Linked DNA regions of Homo sapiens: region 2 is linked to region 1. A link is an interaction called in ENCODE POLR2A ChIA-PET data of the cell type or tissue named here. Cell type or tissue: PC-9. All regions are shown on one strand. Region 1 has its middle 11 kb from the start of CCDC70. Region 2 overlaps VPS36 (vacuolar protein sorting 36 homolog).

Evidence for each region. Peaks named below come from ENCODE experiments on the same cell type or tissue, not always from the same donor. Only the 100,000 strongest peaks of a DNase experiment are listed, where the experiment ranks them.
Region 2: POLR2A ChIA-PET joins it to region 1 with 9 read pairs; 2 of 35 experiments call an interaction of 5 or more read pairs at or near these places.

Annotation. Positions count from the first base shown.
Region 1 is chr13:51,871,842-51,874,341 of GRCh38, forward strand. It overlaps a transcript of TMEM272 not described here. Among named protein-coding and RNA genes, the nearest start is that of CCDC70, 11 kb to the left of the region's middle. In PC-9, no CTCF peak of the experiment used is centred here; no DNase peak of the experiment used is centred here.
Region 2 is chr13:52,445,397-52,447,896 of GRCh38, forward strand. The region is part of intron 1 of VPS36 (vacuolar protein sorting 36 homolog); the gene reads right to left. Among named protein-coding and RNA genes, the nearest start is that of VPS36, 4.0 kb to the right of the region's middle. In PC-9, no CTCF peak of the experiment used is centred here; a DNase peak (open chromatin) is centred at 1,085.

The DNA of each region.
Region 1 (2,500 bases):
ACAAACAGAGACGCCCAGAGGCTTTCCAGCCTTCCTTCCTCACTCAGCTCCCAGAATGCTGGCAGCCAAACTTGTCCCTTCTAACAGGAGAATGGAAGCATCTTCCCCAGGGAATTTGACCAGCTCAGGAGAATAGGCCTAGAAGTGCTAATTCTGGGGACTCGCCCATGCACACAGAGCTTCTAATAACTGTTTTATCGCTCCTCTCTTAAATATGAGCAGATGTCCAAGGATCACGGGGCACTTTTGGAAAGCCTCTAATATGATATAGCCTAAAATTAACAGATAACTGTAGCTTGGAGGAAACAGAGAATATACAGGGAGAAAGAAGCTTCTAAAAGATTATAAATTATTATTAATATCCATAGAGAGATAAGAAAGATATTGCATCACTGAAACAAGAACAAAATGCTAGGAATATTCAGAAAACCAAAAAAAGAGTTATTGGACAATATGACAGCAGGAATGAAAAGTTCAAGAAGTGAGTTGGAAGATAAGGTTGAAGAACTCTCTAAGAAGATGAGCAAAAAGACAAACATAGATAGGGGAAGTTTAAGAAGAGAGAGAGAGAGAGGCTTAGACCAGGAGTTCCATCCTCCACACACTGAGATCAAAAAAGAAAGAAAAGGAAAAGAACATAGGGGAAGACATGCTCAAAAAAATCATCCAAGACTATGTCCCAGAACACAAGTTTGCAGATGGAAAGGGCTCATGAGTGCCCAGAAGAGTGGATGAAAACAGATCCAACCAGGACACATCACTATGGAATTTCAGAATACTGGGAGCAAAGAGAAGGCCTAAAATCTCCTACAGAGAAAAAGTGGAAGAGAGACAGAACAAGAGCAAGTAACAAAAATAAAAATAAAGTTATATAAAATAAGACAAGCAATAAAAATAGCTTCAGATTTCTCAATGACACCACTGGAGGGTGTTAGAACAATGGAGGACAAGGAAACATTAATGTCAAAATTCTGAGAGAAATGATTTTCAACTCCAAGTTTTATTCTTAGACGAATTATCAAGAATGAGGGTAGAATAAAGGCGTTTTTCAGGCACATGAGATCTCAATTCACACGAATGCCCCCTCTTCTGGGAAGCCCCACCAAAATGTGGGAGTTAAGCAAGACAGGGGTAGAGGTGGCATCAGGAAGCAGGAGATCCAATACAGTGGTCAGGGGAGGGGAGATCCCAGGGGACAGCTGTGGCCCAGGCCCAGGCAGAACCCCAGTCCAGAATGGAGCAGTCGGAAGTCATTAAAAAAGACAAGACGAAATTAATGGAACTCCTAAAGTAACTGAAGGTGTTAAAAGGAGAATGAACATTGCTGGAGGAGAGTTTGAGAGTGAATTAGTAGTAAGTATGGAGAAAACTCAGCAACTGAGAGAAAAACAACAGTTACATATTAATGTCAAACAAAGAGTTGTGCAGGAAAGGAAGAATAGTGTGGTCTACTACATACCCAGCTGTGAATGGCATTTATGTAGTTATGTAAAATATAAATAGCACCGAATAGTGATCCACCCAAGTTACAATACACAATATTGGAATGAGAGAGGGGATGGGAAATCTGCTCATTTTTTAGTTGTGGGAAGTCAGTATATAATGCCTAACACTAAAAATTTTTAAAGTAGTAAGATAAGCATATTACTTAAAGCAATGTTTCTTGAATTTCATCATACATCGGAATCAACCGGAGGGCTTGTTAAACCACCAGTTGTTCTGCCCCATCCTTCTGCTCCAGCCACACAGAACGTCTCTCACTTCCCTGCAGTGTCTAATTCCCTTGTGATGTTGGACTTTTGCATGTGTCACTACAGTAATTGGGATGTTCTTCCCTCAGCCTTCACCAGGATGAGCTCACATTCATCCTTCAAGTATCAGCCTAGATATGGCTGACTCTGAAGAGCCTTTCCTGACCTCGCGATCCTTCTAGGGTCCCTCTTCTACCTGTACTTCCCCTGGCCCAGCACTGGTCACCCATCTTCTAGCAGACTGTAAGGTGAAGAGAGCAGAGACTATGCAGGGAATACTCAAAGGCTTTGTGGCTGCCCAGCACCTTTGGAACACCCTTCTTGTGTTTGGGGAATTTTCCGTCTCATCTGTGAAAGTCAGAAATTTATTTCCCAGCCTCCCTTACAGCCAGAACTCAGACATGTGATCCAGGCTCCACCAATCACAGGCATCCATGCCAGACCTCAGTGAAGAGAAAGATGCCATATGAAAGTCATTGTGTGAGGGCAGGAAATCAAGCTTTTAGAAGAGCAGGAACAGAGGCCCTGGCAGAGGGGTCCCTGCCTGGGACAGTAGTGTGAGCCAGAGCCCACACCCTGCTGCAGGGGCAATAAGGGCTCTTTTGGAGCATTCCAGAACTATTTTCTGCATAATGTTCTTGGCTGTGTAGTCACTTACCCTCACTCTCTGGCTGTGGGGGAAATTTCCTGAGCTACTTAATATCCTTCGATAAATGCCATCTCTAATAAGCTAGCAAGAGTGGGTTTCT
Region 2 (2,500 bases), 570 kb after region 1:
TGGGAGGCCGAGGAAGGCGGATCACGAGGTCAGGAGATCGAGACCATCCTGACTAACACGGTGAAACCCCGTCTCTACTAAAAATACAAAAAATTAGCCAGGCTTGGTGGCGGGCACCTGTAGTCCCAGCTATTCCGGAGGCTGAGGCAGGAGAATGGCGTGAACTCGGGAGGTGGAGCTTGCAGAGAGCTGAGATCGTGCCATTGCACTCCAGCCTGGGTGACAGAGGGAGACTCCGTCTCAAAAAAAAAAAAAAAAAGGCCGGGCGCAGTGGCTCACGCCTGTAATCCCAGCACTTTGGGAGGCCTAGGCGGGCGGATCACGAGGTCAGGAGATCAAGACCATCCTGACTAACACGGTGAAACCCCGTCTCTACTAAAAATACAAAAAAAAAATAGCCGGGTGTGGTAGCGGGTGCCTGTAGTCCCAGCTACTTGGGAGGCGGAGGCAGGAGAATGGCGTGAACCCGGGAGGCGGAGCTTGCAGTGAGCGGAGATCGCGCCACTGCACTCCAGCCTGGGCGACAGAGAAAGACTCTATCTCAAAAAAAAAAAAAAAAAAAAAAAAAAAAAGGCCGGGCACCTTGGCTCACGCCTGTAATCCCAGCACTTTGGGAGGCCGAGGCAGGCAGATCAAGAGGTCAGGAGTTCAAGACCAGCCTGACCAACATGGTGAAACCCCGTCTCTACTAAAAATAAAAAATAAAAAATAAAAAAAAAAATTGCCGGGCGTGGTGGCGGGCGCCTGTAATCCCAGCTACTGGGGAGGCTGAGGTAGGAGAAACGCTTGAACCCGGGAAGCAGAGGTTGCGGTGAGCCAAGATCGCACCACCGCACTCCAGACTGAGCAACAGAGCGAGATTCCGTCTGAAAAAAAAAAAAAAAAGTACATAATGCTGCATTATAGAACATATAGTTCTGATTAAGAAACTTCGTATGTTATCTTACTGAAATCCAAGCACATACATGTTAATTTAAGGCTGGAGCCAGCCTATGTTCCACTGCTACCTCAATTAACAATGTGCAAATGTAAAATGTTGCTGCTCTAAGTGAAGAAATTGTGTAACAGTTCCCTTTCAGGATTCCAGTGGATTAAGATCTAAACCTGATAGTCAAGTTTAGGCTGGTTTGCTTACACCACTCAGAACCTAGAATAATTTTAACTGCTTAAAAATTGATCTAACTTCAGCACTCACTGAAAAGTTCTTAACCTGCTTTTTTTTTTAATTTACATTTTTTCTGTTATAAAAGTCATACATGTTCAGTGTTGAAAATCTCGAAAATATTTAGAGCCTGAAAAAGAAAATGAAATAATAACTCATACCAGCCAGAGTGTGTATGTATATATACACAGATGTTTATGTATACATATATAACCTTTAAATAGAATGATAGGTTTATAACTATTATTAATAGTATAGTTAGAAAATATAGTTAGCAGCCTATCATTGGCAATTCCTCATGCTAATTAGGGCATGCCATAATTTTTTTTTTTTTTTTTGAGATGGAGTTTCTTGTTGCCCAGGCTGGAGTGCGATGGTGCGATCTGGGCTCACAGCAACCTCTGCCATCCGGGTTCAAGCCATTCTCCTGCCTCAGCCTCCCAAGTAGCTGGGATTACAGGCACCCGCCACCACGCCCAGCTAATTTTTTGTATTTTTAGTAGAGACGGGGTTTTACCATGTTGGCCAGGCTGGTCTTAAACTCCTGACCTCAGAGGATCTACCCGCCTCAGCCTCTCAAAGTGCTGGGATTACAGGCATGAGCCACCACGCCTGGCCCCATGCCATAATTTAATTAACCAATCCCTATGGTGGACATTCAGATTGCTTCCAATTTTTCCATATATAATAATATTATATGTAATACATAATAATGCTGAGATGAGCATTCTCATATGTAATATTTTTATGCATTTCTGATTATTTCCCAAGGGTAAATTCCTAAAAGTGAGTTAGCTGAAAAAGAATAAACAATTTTCTAAATCTTCTGATATATGCTGCCAACTTGCCACTTTACACATTACTAACCTTACATTATTTTTTAAATTGGCTGAGGCTACAGAAGTGTCTGTGAAGTCAAACAAATGACCTGTCTACACTGCTTATGAAAGTAACACATTATCTAGTCATAATGAGCCCATGAAAACTGTGCCTGTATAAACAAGCGAGTCTGCATGTATTCATAAGAGGCACTTGGGCGTGGGAAGAGCAGTCCATTGGATCTGGTTTGCAATTCTAGCTCTACCAGTTACTAGTTGTGTGACCTTAGACAGCTCACAGTTTTCTCAGCTATCACCTGTGGGGTCTCAGTTCCCCATCTTTGGGAAGATTAGCTGTATTAAACATTATATCAAGGGTGACACCGGTGACTGCTACATTATGAAGTCATTTTTTTTTTTTTTTGAGACAGAATCTCGCTCTGTTGCCTAGGCTGGAGTGCAGTGGCACAATCTCGGCTCACTGTAGCTCCATGAACAAAGCACAGGCTTTGAGTCTGAT